Linked DNA regions of Homo sapiens: region 2 is linked to region 1. The links are chromatin contacts, found by Hi-C or POLR2A ChIA-PET in ENCODE. All regions are on one chromosome and are shown on one strand. Each heading gives the region's core, a stretch centred on a gene start or an enhancer-like site at or near the end of the contact. The rest is flanking DNA. Distances are from core to core; before and after follow the strand shown.

Region 1 (4,598 bases), core at 129-2,628:
CCAAATACCGAGACCTGAGAATGTTTAACAGAGAAAATAAAGAGCATATTTTAAATTCTCAAGTAAAATACTCTCTGATTGGTAGAACTTGGTTTTGATAGCATAGTGTGGAAATAGCATGGCTGTTTATTTACTATGAGCATTTTGTGACAAACAGGCCTGATTCAGGGTATGATAGCACTACCCTTCACTCTCTGAAGCAGCCAATTTCTACCATCTGTTTAGGCCGGTTTCTGACTAAGCAAGTTGTTCCTTTTAGATCCTGTCTTCAAGGCAGTTTCTGATGGTAGACAGAGGACACATTTTTCTCTGCTCGTCCATATGTCAGTACAATCATTGGCTGCTCAGACACTCCAGGTTGGAGGTCTATATAAGTTACGCTCACCAGCCTTTCTGAACCAGATGCCAAGGACACACCCCAACTGGCTTGTAAAAGCAGTACATCTAATCACATAAAGCCTCTATAATGTGGTTTTTTAAATTAAGTGACCCACAGGATATTAATCTAGTGGTAACAACTCCCAAGGGATGTAGCACTGGCAAACACTTCAAGAGCTGCTAGTACTAGTATTAAATGTGATGTTCATTTTGTCTAAACATATGGAAATAAAAATAAGCCATGGGAGAACGTCAGTGCTGCACATGCTATATTGTTCATAAACCTGTCATAAATAAGTGTCTCTTAAAAAGAAACCAATTAATAAATGTGCATTGAATTGCAAGGCTTAAATATTCTATAATATGGGGTTTCTCCTCCCCGCACCCTCCACCAGCATTCCTATCCCTGCCAGGGCCCCCCCACCCCACCTCCTTGTTACTTAAGCTGTTATAACATTTTCCACTTTGTGGCCCATCTCGGTTTTGTTGTTGTTGATTGAGTTATTTGGTTGGCTCAGAGGCTTGAAAAAATAAAGAAAAAAAAATCTGTAAGCTATAAAATGCAGCTTGTTTCTTCCTTTGTCTGTGTGTTAGAGTCTGGCTTGGCACTAGAACCCCACCCCAAACCTCCCACCGAGAGTATGTCATATTTCTATATGCTCACGCATGTTCGGCTCTACCTCTTTTGAAATGATGCCCAAAGCCCAGCAATGTTTACATAAGTAAAAGGGAGTTTCACTTTTATGCTTTAATTTCTACATAGAGCAGAGAGTTTTCCTAGCCATACCTTATACTTTGTTCATAGGTGAACTTTTATTTTTCGAATGTGATGGTTTTATCCAGCTTTGACAACAGATTTCTTTAGGAGATTACACACCTGGAATTAACTTTTTCTGCCAAGAATTACAGTGCACCTGGAAGTACTAAATCATTTTTATCTATGTTTTAGAAGCTTTGTGTAGTGAAATTGCGTATCTCAATCTTGACTTGTCTCTTGAGGAGAAGCTTAAGGACTGGAGTCGGGTAGATATGTATATGCTGGTGCTATGGAGTAAATACATCCAGGGTGTGTTTACTTTTCACCAGCCAAATACTCACTACCTGAACACCATCTCCCTGAGTACCTCGCTTCTTAAATGACTCCGCTTACTGCATAACATATGGAAATGTGAGTATGCACTTTCAGCAGATTGTTTGCTATGTTTACACCAGTTCTAACACTAATCCCCATTAATGTTTCATATAGTCCCCAACAGGTTTCAGAAGATATCAGACACCATATCTACTGTGTGTGTGTTTGGCATGATACACACTTAAACAAGGGGAGTGATAAAGAAGGATTTTTAGAGATTTCTTTCCTAAAGATATTTGCTAACTAGATTAAATATTTTGAGAATGGGAAATACTTCCTATGCGTATGAATGACAGCAAAATATAACATCCTTTAATTTAAAAAATATACAGGGAGTTCATTATAAATAGCCATACCATTCCATTTGGAGACATATTACATTTTCTGTTGGACAAAGTCTTGTGAGGTACAACTGTAAGACTATCTTCAAGGGATTTAGGATTACAAGTCAGAAAAGTTATTACAAACTCATGCCTACACATTAGAAAGATAATATTGTGTGAGTATTAGAAATTACTTACATGATTTCTTGGGAGTGGGGAGGGAAGTGTTATAGGAAATTTAGATGAAAAAAGTCTTCAATCTTTAAGTTTTGCTATCAGCATTACAGCTCCTGTTTTTGTCATGAAACCAGGATATGCTCTCATTTTCCTGACATGAAGTAGTATTTCTAGAACAACAAACGCCTTTCATCCCTAGGCATCCTGAAGTTTGCCAAACTGGTTCTGCTTACTTGTCGAACAAGGATAATTTCTTCTCTTGGTTGTCTCTGATATAGTGTCAGCATTTTAAAGGCCAAAAGTTACCATAGTGACAAATTACTTGAGTATAAACATTTATTCTGTTTAGACAAAAATGCTGTAAGATTAAGAAAAGGATTAGAAAAATCGTGGATAAACCAACACATTTATTTTGATGGATTTCTTTCTTAGACAACATAAGAATGATATTATAAGTGATATTGTAAATAATGTTTAGTGAAAAAAGAGTACAGAAAAACAAAATATAGATACATTAAAATATATCTGCTATCAAATTCAAATATAAATAGTTGAATTTCACAAATTACTATTTTCTGTTACTGTAGTTTAATTTTACATGAATGTGACTAAATTCTGCCCTGGTTATAGATAAACTGATTATGTTCTTTAAGTAGTTCAAATTTCCTGATAACCAGTAGTCAAACTGAAGAACAAGCAGAATTAGTAGCCAAGTCTAATAAACGACTGGGAAAAATTGTATCTGTCTCATCCTCCTGGTTCCCACACACTCTAGTTACATCATTACTTAGCCTGTAAATTTGGAGGCCAATTGGGCTCCAGAGCTTGGGTCAGGTGACCAAAACATCAAAATGTGTCTGAAACTCTACCCTAAAGATGGGGTTTCAGCAGGGCCTCTGGATAGCTGACTCCTCTGCGGCTGCTGTGCAATTTTCGTATTTTATTTCACCTTTGCTTTCAGGCTTAGCTTTTGGTCCCACAGATTGATGGCTGAAGCAAACTCGTTGATTTGGGTTTTTCTGTGCAGGTGCATGGGCAAAATTATTTCCTGTACCACATACTACAATCAGTTATGTAATAGCTTAAAAGAAAACAAAAACAGAAACTAGACCTTTCTCTATGAATTGGTTTTCATCAGAGATCATTCTAACTCCTTGATTTTTGTTTCATCTTTTTTTTTTTGGTTTTGAAAACTATTTTGGATTTTGTTATATTTTAAAACATAATTTGATGTCTAAATCCACAAAACTTAAAAGCCAAGGTTATTAGAGCCACTGGATGCAACTCCCCATCGATGGAGCTGAAATACTCTGCTCCTCTTAAAAGGAGCGGAATGTGTAACTCTACCCCCTTGCTAAGGTTTCACAGGGCAAGTATAGTGATGACAACAACTACTTGTTTTCTGCAGATGTAGAAAGGCATTTTTTTTTTTTTTACATGTGCAGGAAGCAACAAAAAACCTGGTCTTTGGGGACAGGTGAGTGAGTTGCCTTGCAAGAAATAAACCAAATAATCCTTAAAGTTGCAGTAACATATACAGAACCAAAAGCTTGACACCTCTGTACACAAACCTATTTTCATGTTCAGATTTACATTTCTCTTGATTGCTACAGGAGGAGCTATGATAGTTTCTGGCTGGGAATTTGTTTCAATATAGTAAAATCCATCAGAAATGAAAAATATCCTTGATAAATTGTTATCAGGTATTTAACAATGCTTTCAGGAAGCAGGGATGATGCACTAAAGAAGGAGAAAACTCAGGTGAAAACCAATCTTGTTAAAAACCAAGGCAAACAAACAAACAAACAAACAACAACAACAACAAAGAAAAACCAAGGCAAACAAACAAAACAAATTGTCCTTCTTCTTGGATCAAATAATTGCATGAACTCTATTCCGTGACTTACACAACAAACATTAGTATGTACTAATTACCATGCTACAGGATAGGGATACAAAGAAAGTAATGAGATATGATAACAACGATAATGATAATAGCAGCTACCATTTATGTAGTGCTCACGGCATACCACACTATACTGAGCACTCTACATTTATCCTAATCCTCACATTAATTCGAGAAGTTAATTATTGCATTTTACAGAAGGAGAAACTGAGGATCAAAGAAGATAAATGATTTGCTCACGATCATGCTTCGGTTATGTGGTGAGCCATAGAGATAGAATTTCAGTCTACATTGGATTTAATCTAGGAACTCTGTTCATAACTGTTCTCCCACATTTTCTAGAGATTGAATAGAGATACAAGTCTTTCTTTGTCCTTAGGAGGTTTTTACTCCCCGTGGTGGGGTAAACTAGATGAAGAAATAATTGACATTACTCATGTTAAAATATCAACAGGACTAAGTGCTTTAGGAAAGTCAAAGTTTCAGAAAAGAAGTGGTTTGGACCAGAACTTTTCTGAGGAACCCTGTGTCTATGGCATTGGAGCAGGGAAGAGTGTAGGTGGTAGATTAATGTTTGATTATCTTTTCCCCTGCAGGTAATCCTTTGGAAATAACTGATTTCTAGTTTTATTCTGCAAAACTATCACTGAGAGTGCTGTGTAAGACAGAGCAAACTCCTGTC
Region 2 (5,033 bases), core at 442-2,941, 200 kb after region 1:
ATTTACCTCCCTGTACTCCTGAACACACACACACACACACACACACACACACACACACACTCCACACACACCTCTTTGGCTAGATCTGGGACCCTTTCCCCTTGTTCTCACAGCAGCACTCCAGGCTTGCCTCTGTCATAGCAGGTAAAGTCTATATACTGTCACTTGTCAGCTTATTTGATTTTCCTCCACACTTGCTCCTTAAGGACAGGGAAGACGTTCCCAAGTTACCCAGCCCAGTGCCTGGCATAAAATAGAAATTCTGTACATATTGATTTAAAGAATAAATAACTCAGAAAAAATTTATTCAAGATGCTTCAGAAATACTGAATAAATAAGTGTAACTTTATCACTAGATAATTAGCTTTTCAAGGGCAAGAACTGACTTTTGTATTAATCCTTAGTACCTAGGGCAATCTTTTGCACAGTGAGGTGTTGAAGAGATGCTTGCTTTGGGAATTGAATTATTACTTTCAGGTATAATCAATGATTATAACTAGATTCTTGGTATTTCCTAAGTAGTGAAATTTGTGGCAGAGGAAAGTTGGTTTCTCAATGGAGAATACTGGTTTGTAATTTTTGTATAAATTTTTGGTGGATGCTTCAAAAGAAGGGTTTCTGAAACTTGTCTAATAGTAAGAATCATCTGAAGAGCATTCACTAAAATATAGCTTTCCAATTCCCACCTCAGACCAACTGCATCACAATCTCCAGGAGTGAAGATTTCACCATTTTTATTAAGTGATTTTTCTAAGACTTGAGAGGTTTGGGTTACTCTTTATAGGACTTAGAAACAATTTTGCCTAAGCATTCTGATAGCTGCATTTTATATTCAAAATTTTGAGTTTGCTTTTCCCCTCGGGTTATATAAAGTACACTCTTGTTAAGTCCATTAGAATGATTCCAAATGCTAAAAAAATTCCAAATTAGTGGGGTTCATAATAATCAAGATTCTTTTGTGAGCCCAAATTTCTGATTTGAGCAGCCTGGGTTTGTTCAAATTAAATTTAAAACAAGCTCAAAAACAGGCAGTGGAACTTAAAAATCATCTCATCCTATGCTTTTGTCCCAACACTTTAAATGATCACATATTCAACAATTGCCCTTACCAGGGGCAAATGATTCTGTGTGTGACAGCTGAGACCACAGAAATCTCTCACTTTTTTTTGCAGTTGGTTATAGGAATTGTTTTTCAGAGAGAGCAATTTTGTACAGCAGTTTGCTGTTGTGTTCAAATTTCTAAACACCACAAGTTCATGTTTACTTGGTAAAAAGTATGCTGAGTTAAGAAGTTAAAACACAAAACAAAACATAACCAAACTAGCACTCAAGAGTGTCAACCCCCTACTCCAAAGATTTCTCTTTAGAAATCCTTTGAGTACGTAAGGGTCAAGGAGGAAGGTGAGAATTGCTCCTTTACCAAAGATATGGCCATTTCTACAAACTCATCATGCTCAGGTAACTCTTTAGCCTTCTCCCTGTACACCAAACATGTATGCATGTGTCTACCAACTCCCTGCCACCATGGGAAAGCAGATTACAAGGAACAAAGGATATTAGCCTTCCGGTGCTGAGGAGCAAGGTAACCTGCAGAAACACACAGGAGACAGAACAAACAAGGAAGAACGAACTGAGTAATGAACAGGACAGGAAACCAAACCAGAAAAACAAACAGGCAGAGAAAGCAACTGGTGATTAAACAAAGGAGCAGAGTAACTCTGCCGAACCCAGGAGTCTGGCGCTCACCTGGGGCCCACCTGCTGAACAGGTGAAGGAAGGCAGCCAGAACTGAATCCTTTTGTGGATTCTAGTTCCCTCTCCTCCACACCCTGAAACAGGTAGAGTCGGGGAGCAACCAGAAAAGCTGCATCTGTGATTCTTTTTCCCCGATGGAAGACCCATAAATACTTTATTATCAAGAGCCCATAGACAAGGCAGTGGTTACAGCAAAACAAATATCAGGAAGGACAGACTTAAGTTTATCAAAGCTACAAGGCTCATTGGATTAAAAGAAAGCTTCTGCTTACTGTGTAACTAGGTTCAGCTATAGCTGTATTAGAGTTGAGGATAGCATTGAGTGATTGTAAATAAATTTTTGTATTTTGCTTGCAATACAAAAATCCTTTTTATCGGTGGGTCCAATGTAAACAGGCATGCACACACACATTAAATATAATTAACAAGTATTTATTAAGCACCTATTCTGAACAAGGTATTGTGGTTTGGCTCTCTATGGAGACAGTGTTATATAATGTACATACTAAAAATATTTTATTGAAGACTCTCAACCTGACAGTGGTGCTGTATGTGTGAAAGTGCCTGAAGAGATTGGCTTTATTATTAATACTTTTTTCCCAAATGCTTATTTGAAGACTATTTGGGGTGAGGTGGAGGTGTGGGTGGGGAATTGTTGGGGAAAATTCAAAAAGATTGATTGTTTTAAAAAAAGGGACACAATGGATTTGCTATTTTCTGACTCAACTACAGCTTTTCATAGTGGAGATATCCAAATTCTATTTTCCTAGTGAAATTATATTTGTCCTGCTTGAAAACACTCTTGCAAATTTTCTTAAGAAAAAAACCTACACAGATAACTTAGCATACTTTCTATGTTTCTTAACTTTAGATTGATCAGAGGGCAAAACATTTTTCATGGCTATAGAGCCAAAAGTGAGGTTGATGCACAAAATTTAAGCCATGAAATCTTTTTTATATTTCCTAAAGGTAAGGCACAAATTCGGCTCTGCCATTTCTAGAAGCCAATAAAAGGAAGGAAACACTGTTAGTTATAAGATTCAGTATATACATAAAAATAAAAACAAATCAATTTTTCAAACAAAGAACAAAAATGTAGATAAAGAGACCAGAAAGAAATATCTCCTTTAGCTGTTCTTAGAAAGGGTTCTGAGTAATGGAATGAACAATATCTGCACAGCATCCCTTTGATAAATATATTTGCCTCGTTTTATTTTTAATTTAACCTATATTGCTGAATTGTGTGCATTATTGTAAGAACCTTAAGTCTGTTTTGGTGCAAGGCTAGGTTAGGTGGGTAAGTGAAAAGACAGAAAATATACTGGTCTGAATTAGGAAAAGGAGAAACAGCATTCTGGAAACCCATTTTTACTTAGTTTACTAAGTATCTGCTCATCCTTACTGTATCACTTTTCTAAGAAAAACTTTGAGAATGCCTTCTTCATTCTACAAATAAAAGTCCTTTGGATTTCTGTACCAGAGAAATACAAAGCTGTAGCTTTCTTAGCCCTGAGAGTTCTGAGCCACCCCTGTGGATGTTCAAGAAAAGGGGCTAAGTCCATCTCTCTCCATTCATGTTGACCTTTAAACAGAACACACCATAGAGAATAGCTTGGAATTTAAGCTTATTAAAAATATACTTTTTCTCCCCCTTGGACATTTTCTATTTTCCTAAACCTGCCCTGCACTTTCCCATCTCTGTATCTTTGCCCAAGTTAGTGTCTGTCCCTGGAATGCTTTTCCCGTCTACTTCTGTGTGTGTTTATAGAAATTATACTCATCTTTTCCAGGTCAATCCAAATTCCTCTTCTTTAAGCAAGCCTTACCCAATTACCCAAATATGATCACTCCTGCCCAAATCTTCCTAGAGTCCCTCTGTTAGCATAGAACAAGAACGCATTCTGGGCTGCATTGTAGACACCTATGGATAAACATTATTTTCCCATCTGGGTAAAAAGTTCCCTGAGTTTTTTCTTTTTTCTTTTTTTTTTTCCTATTTGCAACTTCCTGTGAAGCTGCCATCACTTCAAAATAAAAAGTTAAGTTAAAAAGACAATCTTCTGAGGGTGCTCATTTTTAAACATCCTTCCCCTAAGGGTCTAGAACAGTAACTAGCACTAAGTAGGCCCTTAATGAGAAATTGTGGAGTGAATGTCCATGAATGAACATGGAAGCAGTATGTGCCAATGGGTAGATAATGGGATTTAATCTTAGAAAACCTCGGTTTGGGCCTTAGCTTTCTTTCCTACTTGGGAAAATCTGGGACAAGTTACTTAGTCTTTTTAAGCTCAGTTTTTCATTTGTCAACTGGGAATAATAATAAATCACTTCACTGGGTTATTGTGGGGTTTAAGTGAGATAATGAATGTGCTCTTATTTCATTAACTGTAAGCACCATGCCAGTGTTAGTGATTATTGAGATTGTTGCTGAAGCAATTATACATGCATAGCCACCGGAGTTGCTCTTGGTGCCCGTAGCTTGTAGGTAGCATAATTCTAAGGCAGTCTTGGTTTGACACCCCCTTTCTATCTCTTTGCCACACCCTATGACATTCTTGAAGCACTCTTTCTCTTTCCATCCCTCCTAACAGTCCCCTAAATAGCCCATTTTATCCTTTCCAGTAAGACTTAGAAATAGTTAAAAAAACAGAAAACTGGAACAACTTCATGAAGTTGTGCTCCAGGGAGTTTAGAACATGATTATATGTTAGTAAACAAAACATTTTTAATTCAATTTATGTTCTGAACATTGTTATTCTTTTATGAAATACTTGTATGAAGGAATTCCCTGTCTTATAAACACAAACTCATAAACTGTTCATTTTTAACAAGGATCCTGGAGCAACGACCTCAGGTATTGTATACTGATACAAACTTAGATATGGTCTGGAGGTTGGCAGGACAGGCCATCAGAGATTTCTTAAGAGGAGAGAATGAGGAATCTCATGGAAGGAAACTTCACAAACTAAGAGAATGAGATTTACAGAATGGGTCCAGTAACAATGGTGTATCATTCTGTATCTTACTCAGATTGTTTTCTGGCTTCGGCTTCATACTGCTGCTTTAACAGGGAAGATGTATTAATATAGCTGAATTACTGCAGCCTAATGCTAAGAAATGTAAGTCAGAACTGCCTTGTGAGCCCACTAACAGAGTGTAATGGAGGCAGGAGGATGTGGCTTGGTATCTTTTTCTCTATACTTCTGAGACTACTAGAAGCCAAATTAAATCAAGGATTAGAGGTTTTGCTACACATCAGAAGGCACTGATGGTTTTCC

Evidence for each region. A loop is a pair of places that touch in the nucleus more often than their neighbours do. ChIA-PET counts read pairs that join two places held with the same protein, here RNA polymerase II (POLR2A).
Region 2: a map of PC-9 shows a loop between it and region 1 (2.2-fold over the local background). The contact joins the enhancer-like site here to the promoter of LINC01994 in region 1. A Hi-C loop is called at or near these places in 1 of 168 maps with a recorded cell type or tissue (PC-9). POLR2A ChIA-PET finds 5 or more read pairs at or near these places in 3 of 52 experiments (H1, OCI-LY7 and WTC11).

Annotation. Positions count from the first base shown.
Region 1 is chr3:182,483,142-182,487,739 of GRCh38, reverse strand. LINC01994 (long intergenic non-protein coding RNA 1994) reads left to right here and starts at 1,378. Exons shown (of 4, transcript NR_040105.1): 1 at 1,378-1,546.
Region 2 is chr3:182,281,634-182,286,666 of GRCh38, reverse strand. No RefSeq gene overlaps it. Among named protein-coding and RNA genes, the nearest start is that of LINC01994, 200 kb to the left of the region's middle. Within about 2 kb of position 1,691, at least 3 of the 41 ENCODE cell types and tissues checked have a DNase peak (open chromatin) inside an H3K27ac peak, as active enhancers do; they include PC-9, where a contact is called at or near this core.